Linked DNA regions of Homo sapiens: all the other regions are linked to region 1. Evidence: chromatin contacts called from ENCODE Hi-C or POLR2A ChIA-PET data. All regions are on one chromosome and are shown on one strand. The core of a region is the stretch at or near the end of the contact, and the rest is flanking DNA. Distances in the headings are between cores, read along the strand shown.

Evidence for each region. Hi-C counts contacts between places; a loop is a spot of excess contacts on that map. ChIA-PET counts read pairs that join two places held with the same protein, here RNA polymerase II (POLR2A). Pooled maps may share reads with other maps.
Region 2: a loop to region 1 is called in a map of transverse colon, with 2.1 times the contacts of the local background. The contact joins the promoter of LINC02551 here to the enhancer-like site in region 1. A Hi-C loop is called at or near these places in 2 of 168 maps with a recorded cell type or tissue (sigmoid colon and transverse colon), 1 of 37 single-sample maps with no recorded cell type and 5 of 50 pooled maps.
Region 3: a loop to region 1 is called in a map of PC-9, with 7 times the contacts of the local background. The contact joins two enhancer-like sites. A Hi-C loop is called at or near these places in 2 of 168 maps with a recorded cell type or tissue (MCF 10A and PC-9), 4 of 37 single-sample maps with no recorded cell type and 6 of 50 pooled maps. POLR2A ChIA-PET finds 5 or more read pairs at or near these places in 1 of 52 experiments (Panc1).
Region 4: a map of Panc1 shows a loop between it and region 1 (3-fold over the local background). The contact joins two enhancer-like sites. A Hi-C loop is called at or near these places in 9 of 168 maps with a recorded cell type or tissue (Calu3, IMR-90, MCF 10A and 6 more) and 6 of 50 pooled maps. POLR2A ChIA-PET finds 5 or more read pairs at or near these places in 2 of 52 experiments (Panc1 and naive thymus-derived CD4-positive, alpha-beta T cell).

The regions. Positions count from the first base shown.
Region 1 is chr11:130,635,415-130,638,329 of GRCh38, reverse strand. No RefSeq gene overlaps it. Among named protein-coding and RNA genes, the nearest start is that of MIR8052, 30 kb to the left of the region's middle. Within about 2 kb of position 1,394, at least 9 of the 41 ENCODE cell types and tissues checked have a DNase peak (open chromatin) inside an H3K27ac peak, as active enhancers do; they include PC-9, Panc1 and heart right ventricle, where a contact is called at or near this core.
Region 2 is chr11:130,860,691-130,863,479 of GRCh38, reverse strand. It overlaps LINC02551 (long intergenic non-protein coding RNA 2551), which reads left to right and starts at 1,370. Exons shown (of 6, transcript NR_125383.1): 1 at 1,370-1,514; 2 at 1,652-1,704. RefSeq lists enhancers at 1,008-1,508, 1,509-2,009.
Region 3 is chr11:130,771,391-130,774,279 of GRCh38, reverse strand. LOC105369576 (a long non-coding RNA gene) reads left to right here. Exons shown (of 4, transcript XR_948197.4): 4 at 1,177-2,882. Among named protein-coding and RNA genes, the nearest start is that of LINC02551, 89 kb to the left of the region's middle. Within about 2 kb of position 1,584, at least 7 of the 41 ENCODE cell types and tissues checked have a DNase peak (open chromatin) inside an H3K27ac peak, as active enhancers do; they include PC-9 and Panc1, where a contact is called at or near this core.
Region 4 is chr11:130,826,321-130,829,295 of GRCh38, reverse strand. No RefSeq gene overlaps it. Among named protein-coding and RNA genes, the nearest start is that of LINC02551, 34 kb to the left of the region's middle. RefSeq lists enhancers at 2,069-2,647, 2,648-2,975. Within about 2 kb of position 1,663, at least 8 of the 41 ENCODE cell types and tissues checked have a DNase peak (open chromatin) inside an H3K27ac peak, as active enhancers do; they include Panc1 and heart right ventricle, where a contact is called at or near this core.

The sequences.
Region 1 (2,915 bases), core at 145-2,644:
CCTTTGCCCCAACCCCTTCCTTTCATAGCCAAGAACACCGGCTCCAGCAGCGAGGGGTGATCTGATAGCATCACACAGCGGGAGGCCCCAGGATGTCTTTGCTGAAGACACTAGACTATAAATAAATGGTAAAACATGAGAGAAAGGTCAGGCTCCGGGAAAGCACTCCTCATAAATCCTCTTTATCCTGATTGCTCCATGTAGAAGCAGATTAAGTGTAAAATACTGGTCTTGAATGGGGTCCAGCCAAAACTTATACAGCTTGAGAGCTTTTTGGAAGGACTGTGTTCTTTCAAAGGAAGTGATTTAGGAAATGCGATGCTGGTAGAAGGTCCTGGAAGGAGGAAAGATGGGCCAATTTTATCAACCAAGCAGGGCATTCCATCTACTGTAAAAGGATATCCCACCTGTTACAGAGCGGGTGCTGATTTTTGTGGTGCAGATGGTGTATTCGTAGTAGAGTGTGGCAGGGCATTGTGATATCACAGGTCTGTTGTAATGAGTGCAGCTTTTTCTAAGACCGTGTATTTTGTGAGGTAGGAGGTAGAAAACTTTCAGGTTGCAAAGTACAAAGTAGTTTCAAGTTTTGGAAGCAGAAATAAATATGCAGGACTTGGGCCATTTCAGTCTCAGTTTCTCTCATCTGTAAAATGGGGATAATTATAGGACCCGTGACCAACGATGAGGTAAGAATTAAATGCAATGACATGGTCGGGCACAGTGGCTCATGCCTGTAATCCCAGGACTTTGCGAGGCTGAAGGGGTAATGATCTCCTGGGCAGATCGCTTGAGCCCAGGAGTTCAAGACAAGCCTGGACAACATGGCAAAACACCGTCTCTAATAAAAATTTAAAAATTAGCCAGGCATGGTGGCACATGCCTGTAGTCCCAGCTACTCAAGAGGCTGAGGCTGGAAGATTGCTTAACCCTGGGAGGTTGCAGCTGCAGTGAGCTGATATGGCATCACTGCACTCCAGCCTGGGTGACAGACAGGGACCCTGTCTCAAAAAACAAAAACAAACAAAGAAATGCAATGATGCCTGCATAGTCCTTCACTTGATGATGCCTAGAATATTTAACTGCCCCACAAATGTTAGTTATTCATCATCACCATGATCACAACCACCGTTATGACTCACCTAAGTAAACAGTAGTCTGTGTGGTTCTAGAGAGAGTTCAAGAAGGTAACCTGGGCTACGAAAGGACTAGCTCATTTGGTGGAGCTCATAAGTTAACTAAGAGCTAATAGAGTCACCCAGAAACTATTATTAAAAAAGAAGGCTGTGGGGTCTGAAAACTGAGTTACAATTGAAAGTGGACGTCTGTCTGTGGACAGCAGCACAAGATAAACGGGCAGAGAAGTCTGTGAATGCTGGGGCAGAATGTAATGTCGCCGAGAGATCAGTCATCATTCATTCACCCATTCAACAAATATTTATGAGCACCTACTATATGCCAAGCTCTGTTTGTGGTGTTACGGGTACAGGGTTGAGCAATGCCAGGAAAGCTCCTACCCCCACGAGTTTACTGATGAGGCAGGAGCTAAGAGACAAAGAGGCAGGCAAACGGCCTAAAATGTGTCTGCAAGCAAGGGGTAGAGCATGGTTCTCACGGAGCCTGTGGCATCTGTTAAAGCTCTCTGCTGTTTCTATGAACCTCCTTTGAATGAGAACCCTAGGAGCAGTACAGAGGTAAAAAGAAAGACTTTGGAGCCAGTCAGGCCAGGGTGCGAGTCTTGGTTTAGCTTTGCTGTGTACCTAAGACCTCTGAGCAACAGCTCCCTTGATTCTCAAAGAAGCACAAAAACAACGTCCTTTCAGAGTGTTGCAAAAATTAAAAATGAGTATGTCAAGCACTTAATTTTGTGATGAATGTAGGATTATGTGTTTAATATAGTAGAGCTACTTTTCTGCTTATGCAATTTGTAACTTGGGTCATTATTTCTTCATCTATTCCTGTTTGTTTTTAGTAAAGTTCCTTTGCAAATATCATACTCTTAACTAAGGAAAAGGAAAGCGCAAGATGTTTGCCCAAGCTTTAGTGGTGCAGGATGCCATAGGCGGTGAGCATCTGAGAGGGTGGTGTTGACAGCTAAGCTCCCAGGTAGGACCCCTGGAGAAAAATTGCAGCCTTGGAGGGGGGCTGTATTCTGGTGAGGAAAGGCAGACTCTTAGGTCCCAGGGACCATGCTGGGCAAGAAGAGAGGTCAGAGTCACAGAGCAAGGCCCTAGTGATGAAAGTGTGCATGGGGAGAGCCTTCACAGGGGGCTTCCACATGCTTGCCCTTCTTCTCCTCAAGCCTTCCTTGACAGGGAGCTGTTTAATTCCCCGTTATGCTGCTTGCACTTAAGAACTGGGTGCAAATCATTGCTGCTACTGTCATTGCTGTTGCATGTTTTGTACTTTGCTATCCACCTTGGCTGCTGTTTTTTGTTTTTTTTTTAACTGTGGTAAAATACACATAACATGACATTTACTGATTTAACTTTTTTTTTTTTTTCTGAGATGAAGTTTCGCTCTTGTTGCCCAGGCTGGAGTACAATGGCGTGATCTCAGCTCGCTGCAACCTCCATCTCTCAGGTTCAAGTGATTCTCCTGCCTCAGTCTCCCAAGTAGCTGGGATTACAGGCGCCTGACACCATGCCCGGCATGCCTGTAATCCCAGCACTTTGGGAAGCTGAGGCAGGTGGATCACCCAAGGTCAGAAGTTCGAGACCAGCCTGACTAACATGGCGAAATCCCGTCTTTACTAAATACACATGCTTTAGCCATTTTTAAATGTACAGTTCAGTGGTATTATGTACATTCTCATTGTGCAATTATTGACTCTTTTGAGCCTCAAAGTCTCACCATCGGTGGAAGCAGGACTCACAGGAGCATGCCCATGTCCCCATCGCCCTAATTCCAGACCCGGG
Region 2 (2,789 bases), core at 121-2,620, 230 kb before region 1:
TTCCTAGAGCGTAGTCCGATGTAACAGTTCATCTGGCGAGATTCTGAGTTACCAATTTTTTATGGGTTTTGCGTTAGAATAATTTTATAATAATCAAAAGTAAATGAGAACAAGGCCAATAGCATAAAATTTCACTCCTTCACACTCCTAAGTGTTTTTCGAGGCACTGCGGAAAAGGAAGCATCTATCGTGGTTGGTCCAGCATCCCTTCAGTAGCTTAGATCTGCAGAAATACTGTTGGAACATCGTTTCTTTATTCTTCCCATCCTTTGTGTGTTAGGCCAAACCCTGAGGACTGTCTGCCTTGGAATAGAGAGGAAATCCAAGCATATGTGCAAAGTTGAGCTGCACTTTCAGCCCCAGGTCTTCAATGGGCCTTCTCCACAGGCACCTGTGAAATGCCAGCAGGGTCGTTGCATGTAGAGGGATCCCACTCAGTGCACCCCTGGGAATGGCTCAGCCGCACTGTGGGTGTAAGCATTAATCACACAACAGCCATTCTACATATTCCTTTTTTATTCTCCAGAGAGTGCCAGGAAAAGTCCTGCCCAGTCAAAAGTCTTCTCTTGCAGCTGGGTGTTGAGGGTGATTGCCCCTCTCTCTCCTTGTAAGATTATGTTTGACAGCAGTGAAAACCAACAGTTTAACAGCAGTAATCTCTTGGCAGGACAGATTGATATGAGCCTTGTCCCAAAACAAAGTAATCCTTTCAGGGAAGTGTATTTCAAGTTGAGCTCACGTTCCCAAGATGCTGAGATTCTTATGTAGCTGACACCGGAGCTGAGGCTGAGCCCCAGCCAGGGATATCCAACGATTGCCAGTAACACCACGGAACTGAGTGAAGATTCAGGGGCTGAGTGTGTTCCTGAGTGCTTCAAACCGGGGGACCTGGAAACCAGAGGACTCCTGGGGAAAGGCTGTCAACTCCAGCCTGCTCTTCCTAAATGGCCTTGTTAGTAGTGACTTCAGCCCTGGCGGTGAGGCATGTGGGTCAGAATAACATTCCCTTTCTTTTCCCTTCACCTCTTTTTTCTCCACGGTTCCTTTTCATAACTTCTTTATTTGCTGCCTAGAGGAGCTTTCTGGACATTTTGTCTCCAGGGAGCGTGACATGTCACCTGTTTCTCACCTCATATGCCTCTGATCTTCTACACCAAGGTAGCTATAAAGGCTTGCTTTCTAGGCTGGGTTTCCCTGCACAGGCCCACTGAACCACTCAAACCTCAGAGGTGGAAGTGCCCAGCGGGCCTCATGGTCAGCTGGGGATAACGGAGTCATTTTCGCAGCCCAACTTCTGAAATTCCACAAGAGGGCGCCCAAGGTCTCCCAAGTCCGGCCACGCCCGGTGGCCTTGAGGCCGGAAGGTGGCGCTGTTGCTTTAGCCATCAAGAAAGGCAAGGCTGGGGACGCCGCATCCCCGGGTGCGGAGGGCGATGCCTAGGGGCGATGCTGTGCCTGTGGCGGCCAAACAGTGCCACCCACTCCGGGAAACAAAGCCAAGCGCCGGACGCTAGGTATGGGAGAGAAGAGCCACCCTGACCCAAGGGAGGGCTCTAGGTGAGGAGCCAGCGTCCTCCGGCTCCGGTTCCCGCTGCACTGCTGCTTTGCCAGGAGGCCTTGAAGAAAGTCATTCATTCTTTCTCCCCCACAGCTTCCTAGGTCTTCCACGTGTTCAACGGAAATTCACAAATTCTCTAGTAGCAGGTAAGCTTCGGATTCAGGAATGAAAAAGACAAAGCCCTGTCCTGGGTGAATTCATTATCCATGGACAGGGGAGGCAGGCGCATCATCGGAAAGTCACCGTGTGAGGAGGGACGTGGAGGCACAGAGGTGCACACGGAAGCCCCCAGAAGAAGGACTTCCCCCAGCCTGGGGAAGCTGGGCGGGCAGGGGTGGGCCAGCGAAGCCTTCCCGGTGATTCTAGGCAGTCTTAAAAGGTGTTAGGAGTCAACTTGGGAAAGATTAGGAAAAGGCAGTGTAGGCCAAGGGACGGCCGGAGCAGAGGCCGCGCGGCAGTGCTGGCATGTGGGTGGGCGGTGGTAAGGAAGGCGGTGGATGAGGATGCAGGGAGCAGATGGGCTGCGTTGCAGGCTGGGCCCCTATGGCCCTCAATAGGTTTTGTGGTCAACATGCTTTGTGGAGTTACAACAAGCAATGGTGGCCCTAACACATATATTCATTTATAGGTCCATAAATCTGCATTCATAGAGATAAATGAGTAATCCCCAGGGTGAAGGAGAACTGGAAGAGACACTGGAGCCAGGTCCACCCTTGGCCAGGTTTTACCTTGACTTGGCGTCATCACTAGGCACTGGTTTTTTTCTCTCTCCTTCTTCCCTGACCAAGAAATACAACAAATTCGTTATGATATCGACTTGTCATGATCCGAAATTGAAGAGCAACCATATATTTATTTGGCAAGATAAATACACACATTCTTTACATAAGATTAGTAGCCACCAGTTTCTAAAAGCATATATTGTCATTTATTTGCCAAAACAAAGGTACATGCCCACATGTTATAGATGGGAAAGATGAGGCCCAGAGCTCGGGTGCATGGCTGAGGTCACCCAATTAGTGGATGGTGGTGCTGGCACTTCTGTCTGGGCTGCTTCACCTTGTCACACACTCTCCACTCCATGCAGGCCGCACCTCTCTAGCAGGGTTTATCACCCAGCTTAGTATCACTAGTACCCAGCACACTCACTCTGTGAAAGACACTGCACTGTGATCTGTAGGGTCTAAAGCTAGGGGTCCATGTCACATACAGAATGGCACTTTTCACAGAA
Region 3 (2,889 bases), core at 335-2,834, 140 kb before region 1:
CTTGTGTTTGCTCCTCATGACCCAAGAATAAGCCCAAACTCCAAAATAAAGTTTGAAGGCCTCTGCACTTCGGTCTCTGCCTCCCTCTCCATCTTTGTCTCCTAGGAGTTCTCCCTTTGATCTCTCTACTGCAGCCATGAGGGCTTCTTTTGCTGCATTGAGCAGGCCACATAAACATCAGTGTGAAATTTCCTTGGCCTGGAATATTCTCCACAAAATCATCCCCTTTTGTTGACTCCTCTGTTATTCCTGCAACAAATATTTAGGGAGAATTTCCTGTGCCAGGCACTATTCTGGGAATGCATCTTGGAGCTGACCCCCTAAGTCTTTCAAGTTTCAACTTAAACTTATCACTCCATGGGAGGTTTTCCTGACCCCAGAGAAGTTTAAATCCCTGTGCTGTATACCCAAAGCCAGCTGCACACCTCCTTTTGCAACACATTGTATTTTACTGTAGTTCTGGTTTAACATCTTTTCTTCACGTTGCACTGAAACCCCATGAGGACAGCCCTGTATCCTGCAATACCCAACTTACCAGCTGGCACAAAGAAGTGCTTTGTGCATATTTATTGATAGGTGAAAGGGTTTCCAAGGCAGGAGGGCCATGGCCAAGATACGAAGAAGGAATCATTGAAGTGACAATGGAATTCTCTGGCTCTCATCACAGACACAAGAGAATAGCCTTTACACATGACTCTTATTTATTTGATCTAAACTTCCAAAGAGATTATCTATGCTCACATTGTGTGGCCTTTGGATAAAGAAAGTCTGAATTGGCATTCACAGAGGAATTCCTCTCTGCTCAGATCTGACTGTGATCTAGGCCTCCCTCTCCCTTCCAATGAGAAAACTTCTGAGACTGTGGGGTGGAGTCGTGAGGGGCGTCCAGCTGGGGTCAGGATCACATGCTCCTGACCTTGGGTCCTGGAGGGAGGTACTGCCGCTTGCTTCTGAAGGCCAGGTGGTGGAAGCCAGCCTCAGATGTGTGTGACACAAGCTAGTCCCTGCAGAAGAGCAGAAGGCTAGGGCAGGAGCAAATGTGCAAAGATAGAAGTTCAGGGATTTGGAAAATCAGATTTTACTTAGGGACAGTGGAACATTAAGGGTTATTTTTAAATTGATGAATGGGGACAGTCAATAAATGAGAGGATGCTCCCTTTCTCTCTCCCTTTGCAGGTGGCTACAGGGCAAGGAGCCATGGAAACTGAAGGAAACTTGGACTGGACATCAGAGACCATAGGAGCTGACCTGTAGAGCCCCTTGACTTTACCGGTTAGGTTCAAAAGCTAACCACCAAATACTAGGGCTAGTGCTTCTTTCAGTGTGCTACCCTCCTCTCTTCTTTCTTCATCAGTCCTGAGGCAAGCAGGCCCACGCTGCTAATCCCAAGTTGACCCAGGAGTACACTAAGGCTTGGACAGTTTAGTTGATCTACCCAAGAACACAGGAACACTCCTGACTTCCAGCCCAGTGTGGTTTCCATTAGACATTCTTGCCATGGCATGAAAACCACAATGAGGTCAGGCAGATAGCTCTGCAACCTGGAACTCTGAGTGAAATCGGTTATGACTGCAGCTGACATACACGGCCCCATACAGCCCAGCAAGGAAGGGGGCAAAGGTCACACCAAGTCAGGACAGAGGCTGTGCCTCTGCTGTGTTCAGGAAACCTTGAGACAAATTTCTTCTCCAATAACAACTCCCTGATGTAAACTAACCAAAAGAAAGCAAACCCAAGTTTCTGCATATTTTAATTGTTTTGTATGATTTTTGCTGGTCTTAGAGTGCTTGTGAGTCAGAAGCAATTTCAGGAAATGCTGCCCATGTCACCAGCTGGAATCCAGGCTCCTGTTCTGCAAGAGCTTTCAGATGCAGGCACATGTTTGAGCATGCGTGCACACACACACACACACACACACACACACACACAAGCTCTCACACATGCCTACACTCACATTCACAAACTGGCACATTCACATACACTCACAGGCATACACACACACGTAAACTCATATACACATACATTCCCACATGCAGTGGCACACAAATTCACATACATACACATACTCACATACTTATACAAACACACATGCTCATATATACTCTCACATAATACACACAAACCCACATACACACACCCAATCATACTCCCTCATATACACACATACATTCGCATACATACTCATGCACTCACACATACCCACACACGTGCACATGCACACACGTGCAAACACACAGAGCCAAGACTTAGCTGTGGCCAAGTCTTCCTGACACTAAATATAAGCATGATATGCTCGGTGCAAAAGGCACTTGTTGCATGAGAATTGAAACTGGATCAAGTCCACTGATTATTTAGCTATTTCCAAATATCTGCATGTTTTGCTTTGTGGACATCTGAATAGTTGGCGGGGGCAAGCTTTTCTCTGTACCTCCTTCCCTCTGGGGATGTGTGAATCAGTTGTTCCTAACCATCCCTTCCCACCAAGCCATAGCAGTGGGAAGTGAGGTCAGTTAACTGTCTCCGTTGCAAAAGGTACACATAAAATTGCCGATTTGAAGGACGGGGGACTGAAGGGACTTTGCAAAGTGACAGCTGCAGCCCCCTGTCTCAGCAGGGGCCATCCTTCCGGAGGAAGAGAAGCCGACAGCCCTCCCTACTCCCTCCCCACTTTCTCATAAGTCCTCAACAAAGGTCTGGAAGCCTTCACACCTTCTAGTCTTTCCACAGGGGTACATCCCAGGCCACATCACACTTCCACAGGGACTTTGGATCTCTGCCGAATCCAGGAGCCTAGGATACAGTGATGGCTCTCTGTCTATGGGAACAAAATTCTTTCTGTAAAATGTGATACAACATAATAAACAAAGGGTATACAAAAGCAATATTTCC
Region 4 (2,975 bases), core at 414-2,913, 190 kb before region 1:
CTCTCCAGGCTGGCCTGCACAAATTTCCTGCCCAACCTGAAGCTTTGACCTCTGTATACCTTGGGTCTTTGGACTTCAGTGCTATGGCCTGGCCATCATCAGCCAGCCCCTCTCCTTTCCCTACCCATTAAACCCCAAAACCTACTGAAATCAACCTTATAAACCTCAACCTGTTCTTCCAGGCAGGTCACCCAGAGCTCCTTCCTACCTCGACCATTACCCTGAAGTAACGGAAAGGATTATACAGCCCTTGCCTAGCTTCATGATAAAGATCTTGTGCAGAGGCCAGAGGACACCGCTGAGTTGGGCCCACTGCCTGGGCTCAATCCCCGCAGCCAAATGTGAACCAGGTCAAATAGCAGAGAAATGAGACACACTGAACGCCGGAGCCCATTTGGCCTAGCCCAGCCAGCAAGGTCACCCTCAGCTGTCGGCTTGCAGACAGGTCACTTGGCATTTTAGTGACTACCCTCACCTGCAGATTTGGGAGATGGCACTTGGCATTTGGTCTAGAAACTGATTTCTCTGGACCCCAAGAGCTGGCACAAAGTTTTATAAATGAGCAAAAGTCAAAGAGAAGATTTCATTAGGAACTTAAATGTGGAGGTTCCAGTCAGGGTTGCAGCAAACAGGGCCTGAAAGCGCACCAACGTCAGAGTGATGAAGATACAAAAAGAAAGCCTAAGAGGGATAGGAACATTCTGGAGCTGGTGAGGGCTATCAGACACCATCGCAGAATGTTAGCCAGTGACTGGATCTCCTTCCCTGGGGAGCCGTTAAAACACAGGTGCGTTTTGAAGACAGGAGCTGGAGATGATCTGTCCATCCCACTGTTGACTTCTGGCTCTAGAGTCACCAAGAGTCTTTAGAGAGGGCCAGTGTCTTTGTTTGGTGCCTCTCCTTTGCCACAGCAACTGCTTGTCTCAGAGGTACTAGGGCATGGGGGCCTCTGAACAGCTTGTGACAGCACCTCGGCTCAGAGAGAAAGGGCTTCTTGTGGGGCATGATGTGGATGAGGATGGCAGGATAAATCAAAGGTGCCCCAAAGGACACCCCCTTTCCTGAAATCAGGCTTGGTTTTATAAACCTGTGAGGATTCCATTCTGTTCCAAGAGGGAAGCCAGGCGGGGCTGGCAGAAGCCCCCAGGGCGCCCAGAGCTGCAGCAGCCTCCAGCCTTGGGTTTCCAGAGTAGAGAGCAGGTAACATCCAGCCATTGTCCCCGCCTCCCTCCTTTGCAATGCCCCCATCCCTGACATCACAAGTGAAGGCCCAGGATCTGAGAGTTGCCTGGGTTATGGCAAGTTCCAGGAGGTGGCAGCCGTGTGTAGTCTGTGAGGAGGATCTGACTCACCCCCAGCGCCTCACCAAGGTCACTGTTGGTGACTGGGAGGTTTCCCACCCTGCCACCCCACCCCACCCCACGTCTGGCTGCTCAGGAGTCAGAGATAGCTTCATGGGCCATGGCTAACCCGAGACAGGCAGCACACCCACGTGTGCGGAGAGGGGCTCCAAGGCTGTGCTCTAGGGTGGCCATGAAGCTCAGCTGACTTCCAGAGAAACAGGCAGGAAGCAGGGGCTTGAGGGCACTGGGCCCGCTGTTGCCAGCTCTGCTGTCCCAGGCATCACAAGCCTTGCTCCAGAGAACCTCAAAGCGCAGCCCTACATGATCTAAGTAATTTTAGCTTCCCCCCACACACTCTTCCCAAAGGGCAGGGTTACATAGTTCTTGTTACACACACTCACTGACATTTAATTCCTGCCTCTTCAAACCAAGACAGGAAAATAGTTAAATAATCATCAGAGTACCTTCTAAGAATGAACAATAAACTGGAGATAACACTACGCACTTCTCAGGGGCTCAGAGCTGTGCAGTTTCCCAGTGTATAAGGCACTGGACCCCGTTTGCCCGGAGTTTCTAGGGTAAAATATTCATGTGAAAACGTGCCCAGGTCTGGCTTTTCAGAGGCAGCAAAGAAGGGAAGGGCCTTGGAAACATTTTTTCCCACACCACAAAAAATAATAATAATATGGGAAAGGAACACCCAAATTAAAAATAAGTGGTTTGTGGCTTTAAAAATAAAGTTTCTCGGTGTTTTACAGAATCATAAAGTATTAAAATTGGAAGGAGCATGGGATACCGTGCAGGCCCAGCTTCATACAGTGCAGCCACCTCTTCTGTGCCATCACTAACTAGCAGGTTGGTGCAGACACTGCTTGTCTGCCTCCAAGAACAGGGAGCTCATTACTATGTTTCATGTAATTTTTTCTTACAGTAAGCCCAAATTCCTTTTTCTATAACTTCCAGCAAGCATTGCAAACTGTGTCCTCTGGAGCCGCTGTACATACCTCCACCATGCCCCCTCTATGACCTCCTTCAGATCTTTGAAGATAGCTGTAGCATGCCCTGCAGTTCCAGCCTGCTTCTCTCCAGGCTACATTCATTGCTTTGTCAAACAACCTAATTCAGGAGGCCGTTGGCTGCCTGGGTCTTTTCCATGTTAGGCCAGGTTTGGCAGGGTGGCGGTTACTGCTGCTAGGCCTTCTCCAGCAGCATGCCTCCTCGCTTTCTGCTGTGCCCTGCAGGAGTTGTGCCTGTGGACAAGCAGCCTCTCCACGTGGCAGCTCTGGGGCTCAGCCTTCGTCAGACCACGGGCAGAGCTGGATTCTGAGAGTAGAACGACTCATGGGTGCTTCGACTGTCTCTCCTCACAGAGGCAAATGGGCTGATACCAAGTCGAAAGCTCCAAGAGAAGAAGAAACGTGCCTGTCTTGTACACTGCTGTGTCCCCAGTAACAGTCACAAAACAAATTCCCATGAGGACTTTCAGATGAATGAATAAAGGGATGAAGGAAAGCAAGCTGGGATCAAGTGGGGCGATACACACACACTTCTGTGGATTCAAAGTCTGTACCTCAAAGGCACAGGATCCCCTGCTTGCAGCCCAGGGCCTCTCCAACCCCGCCAAGCCCAGCT